Linked DNA regions of Homo sapiens: region 2 is linked to region 1. The links are chromatin contacts, found by Hi-C or POLR2A ChIA-PET in ENCODE. All regions are on one chromosome and are shown on one strand. Each heading gives the region's core, a stretch centred on a gene start or an enhancer-like site at or near the end of the contact. The rest is flanking DNA. Distances are from core to core; before and after follow the strand shown.

Region 1 (4,494 bases), core at 227-2,726:
GATCAAGCTGGTAATCTAAGGATGGGAGGGAGGGAATAAAGAGAACAAGTGAGGGACGGATCCTTAAAGAAAACTAGGACAGCCCCCCAGCTGGGCGCCCCCCGAGCAGGCCAAACACGCCAGCAACAACGGGAGTGCTTTCCAATTCTTCGCCCCCGTTTTCTACTTTCACAGATGAATGAAAGTGCACAACTCCAGAGCAGGATGCCTTTCCTGTCTCAATCCCGCCCGCGCTCCGGGAGCGGAGCTCGTGGTTACGATCCCCTTCGCTCACACCTCTTCCCTCACCCACGGTTTGCCACCTCCGGATCAAACAGAAACGGGTTCCTTGGCCGTTAGGAAGTTGTGCATACAAGTCTAGCATCCTTTCTCAGACTTTCTCGGCCCGCCTTTTAGAACGTGAGCGGGTTGGCCCTACAGGGATTTCTCCTCGCCCCCGTCAGTTTATTCCCCACCCCACCCTCCGTTCCCCTTTCTTGGAGTGTGAACCACCTCTCCCTTCTTGGGACGCTTAGGGACCGTTCCATTCACATCTTTTTTGGTACAAACACAGAATGCGGTCTGCACCCGGCGCAGTTTCGTAAGGGGTGTAAAGGTGAGGGCAAGGAACAAGGAATTCCAAAGGCCCCGCACCCTCAGCATCTCCCGCCATTTCCCTGACGAGTTTCCCGGATGTAACCCCTTACCCGAGGCGGTTTAGACACCAGACGGTGGCGGCTCCCTTTGGTGCAGGAGGAGGGAACTCGACTCTGGTCCAGCCTCCGCCGCCCGGAGTTTCCGGCGACTCCAAATTGTGCCCCACCTCCGAGGCCATGGGGGAAAAATAAACTACCCAGTAGATCTCCTTCACTTTGCACTCACCATCAGTTCCAGCTTATCGACCTCCGCCTCCATGTTGAATAGTTGACATTCCGCAGACCGCGGCGGCGCTTAAGCCGCAAGCCGTACTAGCACGGAGGGCCTCCATTGGACAGCTGTCACTCAACATCTCGCACTCATTGGCTCCTCCGTTCCACCGGCTCCCGCCCATTGGAGACTGGGTAACGCCCCTCTGCATGAGACACATTTTCCTGTTGGGCAAAGGCACAAAACGCCGCAGGAGGATTGGCTGCTGTGCAAATTTTTTTTTCCATTGGCTGCCCCCTCCTCTCTACTTTCAATTTTGTAGTTAGGGCTCTGCAGAGAAGAGCTTGAGATTGGTGCAATTGGAAGAAGAGCCAACCAATCACACCAGAGCTTCCACCGACAGCAGAGGGGACGTAACACACCTTCTTTCCCCTCCGGCTTTCCTTCCCCTTCTCTCCCGCCTTCTCCTTATTCATACCAGAAGCGCCTCAGCTCTGATTGGCTGGAGCTCTGTGCTATCTCAGCCAATCACAAGCCGGGCTGTGCTCCTACACCATCCGAAGAGCGAATCGTGCAGAGACCGTGTCTACGATTGGCCTCTCCCTGACAAGGATTTAATTTTGAATTTTTCTTTATGGCGTGGGAGAGGCCACAGCCCGGACTCCATCGACTCCCCCGGCTCTTAGACTAGTAAGTGCAGGAACGATTATTTCTTTGTTATCTGAGCTCGCGTCTTGAGTAGCTGGGCCTGTTGCTGCTTGTGTTTTTATGGTTTAGGGAGGTGGGGACTTTGGCTGGACACGAAGGGGAAATGGAAAGGAGGAAGGGGAGGTTTGGGGCTGGGGAAGAAGTGCTCGGCCTGGCTTCATCTTAACCATACTTCTATTTAATTAACACTTCGCAAGATACGTTTTGGAGCAAAGCATCTGCCTTCCTTTTGAACATTTCTTTACATATTTGCTGCTCAATGCAAGTCCACAGATCAGCGGCATCCGCATCTCTTGTTTGCTTGTTACAAATGCAAATTATCGGACTCCACCCAAATTTACTAAATCAGAATATACATTTTAACAAGATTTCCCTGAGTGATTTCTATGCACATTAAAGTTTAAGTTGGTACATTTCTTGACTGGGAATATTACTATGTTACTCGATATTGTCTGGCATGCTGTTAGAGTGTCAATTTTAAATGCGTGTCCTGTTTACTGAGTGCCTAATACTGTGCGGGATGAGACTTTAGGGAGCTGCAGTCTCTTTGGAAAAACAAGACAGAACAAAAACAGCAATGCTTAAAAAAAAAAAAGCATAAAACATAAAATTTAAAAAAAGCAAGTACCCAGAAATAGTGCTATGGGTGTTCAAGAAGAATCAATTGGACTGCTAATGGAAATTAAGTAATTGAAGGCTATTTGTGGAGGAGCGCAAGAGACTTCCATAAAAATGTGTTTTAGGAAGATGGCAATGAAATGCAACAGTCATTTCCGTTGCTGCTACAGCTTTGAAAGTACCCCAGAACAAAGAACTTTTCTTCTCTTTCTTTCTTTTTTTTTTTTTTCTTTTTTTGTGACGGAGTCTCGCTCTGTCGCCTAGGCTGGAGTACAGTGGCACAATCTCGGCCCACTACAACCTCAGCCTCCTGAGTAGCTGGGAGTACAGGCGCACGCCAGCACGCCCGGCTAATTTTTGTATTTTTAGTAGAGACGGGGTTTCACCCTCTTGGCCAGGATGGTCTCGATTTCCTGACCTCGTGATCCACCAGCCTCAGCCTCCCAAAGTGCTGGGATTACAGGCGTGAGCCACCACGCTCGGCCGCAAAGAACTTTTCATATCATTGGGTGGAGTTTTCACAGAAGCAGCAGCGCCAACTCCTGCAAAAGACTGTAATTCTTACTGTATTATTTATTGCATCTTCCTATTGGAAAATAGCTTTAGACCCATCTTTTAGCCATATGAAGATGTGGTATGATATGAAGAAGTAAAAACCTCCCTAACCAAGAGAATTTGACAATATTAGAATATATTCCTTAACTAAAATAACACTTGCTAGCTAACACTTAGCAGGAATGCTTCTTTTCATTCTTTATTGAATGAAACATTATTTAGCTCCTGCTGTATTCTAGATGCTGGGAAAACAAAGATGAATGAAATTTGTCACACCCTTGAAAAGCTCACAGTCCAGCAGGATGACAAACATACAAGCAAAAATTACAATGAAATGTAATACATTTTATAATAAAGATGTGTATAAAGTGCTATAGAAGTGCAAAAGAGATGACATTTCAGCCAGTATAAATTCTGTAAGGAGGCTGGGCATGGTGCCTCACACCTGTAATCCCAGCACTCTGGGAGGATGAAGCGGGCGGATCACTTGAGGTAAGGAGTTCAAGACCAGCCTGGCCAACATGGCAAAATCCCATCTCTACTAAAAATACAAAAATTATCCGGGTGTGGTGGCACGCCCCTATAATCCCAGGTGCTCAAGAGGCTGAAGCAGGATAATCGCTTGAACCCAGGAGGTGGAGGTGGCATTGAGCTGAGATCACACCACTGCACTCCAGCCCGGGTGACAGAGCGAGACTCTGTCCACCCCCCCAAAAAAAAAAAAATTCTAGAAGGACAAAGACTATGTTGGTGTTGTTCAGGATTGTATGCCAGCACCTAGCATAGTACTTGGTGGATTATAAGCACTCAACTAATATCTATAAGATAAAATAACAGAATCTTGAAGGCTAGGTATAAGTTGACTTGGAAGAGGATACTCTAAACAGAAGGAAAGGCTGATAGAAAGAAACAGAAAGTATTTGGTGTTTAGTATACCTGGAAGTACAAACCGCTAGTCACTAGAAGAGACTATGGCAAAGGGCCATTAGAGCTAAGTTGTGAAAAGTTTTGAAAGGCATGCTAAGGAATTTAATTTTGTGAGTAAAGGAACCTTCAAATACTTTTAAGCAAGGGAATATCTAGATCTCATTTTGTTTTAAAGTATCAGTTCTGGTATGGAAAATGAACTGGCAAGGAGAAAGACTGAAGGCAGGAGAATCATTGAAGGAACACTCAGCAAACCCAAACTAAGAAACATTCTCCAAAACGACTGACTTGGACTCTTCAAAATTATAAATATGAAGAAGCAAATACATAAATAAAAAAGCTGGAGAATTGTTATGAATTAAAGGGTACTAAAGAGACACTACTGCTAAATGCATGTGGAACCAGGGTGGGAGAAGCTATAAGGGATATTGAGACAATTGGGGCAATCCGAATATGGGCTGTTTATTAGATCATTTCATAACAAGGTTAAATTTCCTGACTGATTGTGGTTTTGTTGGAAAATTTCCATGTTTATGTTAGAAAACAAAAGCTAAAGTATCTAAGAGTAAAGTATCATGATGTCTGCAACTAAATCTATTCAATCCAAAACTAAAAAAATTTATGTATGTATATATTTGTACATACGTACAGAAAGAGTGTGTGTACAAAGACGGCAATTGACAATTGGTAAATCTAGGTGAACTGTATATGAGTGCTTATTATACTATTGTAAATTTTTTATTTCCTGGAGCCTTGAAATTTTTCTAAGTAAAAACAGTAAAGGAAAATAGACAATAGTGAAAGACAAAAATGAAAAAAGTGAAGGCAACTGAAGTTAGA
Region 2 (5,019 bases), core at 2,520-5,019, 8.6 Mb after region 1:
GTGCGGCGGCTCATGCCTGTAATCCCAGGTGTGGAAGTCTTTGGGAGGCCGAGGCGGGCGGATCACGAGGTCAGGAGATCGAGACTATCCTGGCCAACATGGTGAAACCCGTGTCTTTACTAAAAATACAAAAAACAAAACAAAACAAAAGTTGCTAAAAAGGTTAAAATGGCAATTTTATGTTACGTACATTTTAGCACAATAAAAAAATTTAAAATATACTCATTGGGTTTTGGCACCACCGGGAGGGCGCTAACATTAGGTTGAAATGTATGCCCCAAAGGATGACAAAGATCTTAGATTCTTCCTCTCTCTCTCTGATTTTTGCTGGGCAGAAAACTTCTTCAGGGGCATATGCCTAAATTCTGGTAATATTGTTCAATTATTTGCTATGGTCTGAACATTTACCGCAAAGGTTTTTTGAGTTTCTGAAACCGAAAAACATATCTTAGAGTATCTCAGATCTTATTTAAGAATCACCACAACTTTCAAATAATATAGAGATTTGGTGGCATACAAATATCTACCATTCACTTTCTTTGCTGAATGGTCCTTCTACGAATATTCCTTTGATGAAGCACTTACTGTACCCCATTCATGCAATGTACACGTCACCAGCTGTCAACCTTCCATGACAAATTTCTAATGGGTAACATCCTCCCTTTTGAATGTGAGCAGGCTTCCCTTCCTACCCATTATATATTTAGACTCATTCATTGTATATTTATCATCTGATTCTATTCTAGGAATTGAATGTGAGAGGCAATATCTTCCCCCAGTCTTCACAGCTAGGCAGCCAAGCAGCATAAACATGACAAACAATCCAGAGAGAACATCCACAACACACAGTAAAATGCACAGGGTCACAGCTGCCTTTGAAGACCAGCCTTAAATGTCTCTAACCAGTGAGGGATAGCCAGACCCTCTTCTTGCTCATTGACCTTGATGGATGCACATTGGAAGTGGAACGCCTCCTGACCCGTTCCTAGCTTAGGCTTGGTTGCAGAAGACTCCTAGTTCCCTTATTATAGCTGGTGTCCTTTCCAGAAAGGATTGTAATCTCCTTTAATAGTTTACCAAACTTAGACTCAAATTTACAGACGAATATGCAAGCACAGTTCCAGCTTTCTCAACCAGGAAGTCTTACTTTCCCTTAATGGATCAAGTCCACGTTCTATTTATTATCCTAGCTTGCAACGTTAAGTGTGACTTATTCAACAAACGTGTATTAAGCTCTTTGTATGGATCACAGACAATTGCTGGTGCCATGAATACGAAAATGTGAAGTGGCCGGGCGCGGTGGCTCAGGCCTGTAATCCCAGCACTTTGGGAGGCTGAGGCGGGTGGATCACCTGAGGTCAGGAGTTCGAGACCAACCTGGCCAACATGGTGAAACCCCGTCTCTACTAAAAATACAAAAATTAGCCAGGTGTGGGGTGGGTGCCTCTAATCCCAGCTACTCGGGAGGCTGAGACAGGAGAATCGCTTGAACCCGGGGGGCAGAGGTTGCAGGTTGCAGAGAGCCGAGATTGTGCCATTGCACTCCAGCCTTCGTGACAAGAGTGAACCTCTGTCTCAAAAAAGAAAAAAAAAGGCTGGGCGCAGTGGCTCACGCCTGTAATCCCAGCACTTTGGGAGGCCGAGGCGGGCGAATCACGAGGTCAGGGGATCGAGACCATCCTGGCTAACAAGGTGAAACCCTGTCTCTACTAAAAATACAAACAAGTCAGCCGGGCATGGTGGCGGGCGCCTGTAGTCCCAGCTCAGGAGGCTGAGGCAGGGGAATGGCGTGAACCCGGGGCGCAGAGCTTGCAGTGAGCCGAGATTGCGCCACTGCACTCCAGCCTGGGCTACAGTGCAAGACTCCGCCTCAAAAAAGAAAAAAGAAAGAAAGAAAGAAAAGCCTTGCTACTGATGGTGCCCTCATCACCTCTCACCTGGTAACTACAATAACTGCGATAGACTTCTAGGGAATCTCCCTGTTGGTGCCCCAGGCGCACTTGCTACTGAGAATGCTCTTAGTTAACTGCATGATCGCTCCCTCCCCTAGTTAACTGCATGATCGCTCCCTCCCCTCCTTCATGCCATCCTCAAAAGATACCCTTGGGCCAGGCACTGTGGCTCTGTAATCCCAGCACTCTAGGAGGCCAAGGGGGGAGGGTCATTTCAGCCCAGGAATTCAAGGTCAGCTTGGGCAATACGGTGAAACCCCATCTTTACAAAAAATACAAAAATTAGCCGGGCATGGTGGTGCATGTCTGTAGTCCCAGGTACTCGGGAGGCTGAGGTGGGAGGATAGCTTAAATCCGGGAAGCAGAGATTGCAGTGAGTTGAGACTGCGTCACTCCAGCCTGGGCGACAGAGCAAGACCCTGTCTCAAAAAAAAAAAAAAAAAAAAAAAGACATCCTCTCAAGGAGGCCTGTGGTCATCCTAGTGAAAATTTCACATACACAGACCACTCCTTCCTCCCCCACACACCCACGCTTTATCTCTCCCTTCTGAGTTTAATGTTTTTCTTCTTACCACCTATCACAAAGTAAGTTATGAAGCATAATAATAAACTATATCCTCTTGATCTCACAACCCAGCCTAAAAATTAAAAGATTATCAGAGTTCAAGATCACCTTGGGCAACAAAGCAAGACTCCATGTCTGCAAAAAATACAAAAATTAGCCGGGCGTGGTGATGGATGCCTGTAGTCCCAGTTATTCGGGAGGCTGAAGCAGGAGGATTGCTTTATTTAGCCCAAGAGTTAGAGGCTGCAGTGAGCCATGATAATGCCACTACTTTTGAACAACAAAAGACCTATTAGCATTATAAAAATAGACTGCATTTGATTCCTTCACAGTAGCTGGATATTCTCCTTTTGCCCATGTCGTCATGTTGGGGCAATGAGAAACAACACACATGGCGATCTGGTGGATGCTTAAATCTAAACTGAGGCACTTTGTCACACTGGGTACATTTGTTTAGTAATTGCCTATTAAATGGTTTCTCCCTAAGAACATCACAATTTATCTTTACTTATTTATTTAACATTATTGATTGAATCTGCCATGCTTATCTGAGAAACATACATTTCTCCCGGAAATAAAAACCTTGCCAAAAATCACACAGGGGACCTTCAACTTCACCTTCATCAAACTAGTCTGAATTTCCTGTAAGCTGAGGAGAGATTTTCCCCACTGGGGCTCAGAGAAGGGGAGTCAGAGAACTCAGAAGGCCTGAAAGACTGAAAAGACTGGAGATCTCTAGAGGGTTCCAAGAAACTTGGGGGGAATTAAGCATTTCACGTAGGAACAGCACGTTATTGGGAGTTTACCTACAGAGATAAATATTTTTTCTTTGGCAGATCGTTCCACAAGGCCATGGATGGAATTCCTAGGGAGTTCCCTTGCAATTAAAAAAAAAAAAATCTAGCTTATTTATATTCGACCACTCCCTAGACCCATCTACAGTCTCTCAAGTCCCCACCTAGAACAGCACGCAGCCGATTCAGGACCCAGTAAGCAGCACTTCCGCGCCTACCCTATCCCTTCCTGGAGCACATCCGGGACTCGGCGAGGCGTGGTCTCGGGAGGCGGAGTCTGACGCAAGCCGGCCCAGCCCACCTGGCTAAATTCACAGTCGCGCTCGCTCCTTCCGCCCGCCAGAGGTCGCAGGCTGCGAGAGCAGGTTCCTGGTTTGGCAAGCACTCGCCCCCTCAGGCCCGTTCATTCTCGCGAGAGAAAGCGCGAGGCCTGCCGGGAGTGAGCGCGGCCGTACTTAGGTTTGCTCAAAATGGCAGCGCTGGAGGAAGAATTCACGTTGTCTTCGGTAGTCCTGAGCGCCGGGCCTGAAGGACTCCTAGGCGTGGAGCAGAGCGACAAAACAGACCAGTTTCTAGTGACAGACAGCGGCAGGACAGTCATCCTCTATAAGGTGAAGGCAATAGGTTTGGGAGCGCCCCGACTGCCTTCTCGCCCCTTTCTGAGCGCGGAGCTCGAGCTCAAGTTTCTCACAGCTTCAGAAAGAGATCGTGGAGAAGGCTTAGCAGAGAGCCGGCTGGGCCTGTTGGGGACGCTGAGTGAGGTCTGGAATCTGGCTTGCTTGCCTTCCTGTAAAGGCATATTTCCGACTTGCAGGGGCAGAGCGTCTGAGTGCACGTGGGTTAGACTCGGAAAAGAAAGAAAACCTGTGCTTTTGCTTCGGAACTCGCGGAATTGGCCTTGCTAAGATTCCCTCCTAGGGTCTTTATTATCTTAGCCGCCCGCGGGAGGATGGAACGGAGATTGGTTGGGCGGGAGAGGATGACACTGACAGAGTGGGAATAGTGGTTTAGCCGTGTCTACACTTCACACCCCTCTCTTTGTAGGGGCGGGGACAATTTTAGAGAGTGAGGGACTTTCTTGATAGCTCGCTAAGAATCTTGCCTCCAAGTGAGTTGTCTGTTGGCATCTCTGATTCACGCTGGGAATCCTGGAGTTGAGTCCTGGGAAAATCTGCAAGCCCTGCCCCCATTTCAGCCTAAAGCCTGATAGAGAACACTTTCTAACCTTGCTTTTGGTGGTCGCATAGAAAGCAGTTACTTTTCTCTGGGCTGCTGAACATAGTTTTCCATGTTTTAAAGAAGTTAGGTATCTGCTTTGACGTTTTGAGAACAGGTTGCTAACAGCTCCCTGTGCCGTTTTGACTCTGCTAACTCTATTGGGTTTCACTTGGGATGTCAAGTAGATTTGCAGTTTTGCAGCTCCTGCATAGGAATACAATGGCAGATTGGAATTGGATAGACATGATCCCAGATGTCCCTACTTAATTTCCCATGCCGCTGTTCAGAGGCATAACTTCCCATGCAGAGGCATAATATAATCAATTTTTAAATGTACTATTGTTTTTTTAACAAAGGGTTGCTTATTTACTTATTTAGGAACTTAGTTATATTTTCATTTTAACTACCCTTTTAGAGGTTTGGCCGGACGCGGTGGTTCACGCCTGTAATCCCAGAACTTCGGGAGGCCCAGGTGGGTGGATCACTTGAG

Evidence for each region. A loop is a pair of places that touch in the nucleus more often than their neighbours do. ChIA-PET counts read pairs that join two places held with the same protein, here RNA polymerase II (POLR2A). Pooled maps may share reads with other maps.
Region 2: a loop to region 1 is called in a pooled map, with 10 times the contacts of the local background. The contact joins the promoter of NOL11 here to the promoter of PRR11 in region 1. A Hi-C loop is called at or near these places in 5 of 50 pooled maps. POLR2A ChIA-PET finds 5 or more read pairs at or near these places in 2 of 52 experiments (A673 and WTC11).

Annotation. Positions count from the first base shown.
Region 1 is chr17:59,154,270-59,158,763 of GRCh38, forward strand. PRR11 (proline rich 11) reads left to right here and starts at 1,477. Exons shown (of 10, transcript NM_018304.4): 1 at 1,477-1,536. It overlaps SKA2 (spindle and kinetochore associated complex subunit 2), which reads right to left and starts at 917. Exons shown (of 4, transcript NM_182620.4): 1 at 862-917. The coding sequence starts at 894. RefSeq lists enhancers at 705-944, 1,605-1,654, 3,963-4,494.
Region 2 is chr17:67,714,167-67,719,185 of GRCh38, forward strand. NOL11 (nucleolar protein 11) reads left to right here and starts at 3,770. Exons shown (of 18, transcript NM_015462.5): 1 at 3,770-3,922. The coding sequence starts at 3,782. It overlaps LOC101928045 (a long non-coding RNA gene), which reads right to left and starts at 3,512. Exons shown (of 4, transcript NR_188294.1): 1 at 3,476-3,512. RefSeq lists enhancers at 3,681-3,760, 3,831-4,020, 4,943-5,019 and a silencer at 4,291-4,380.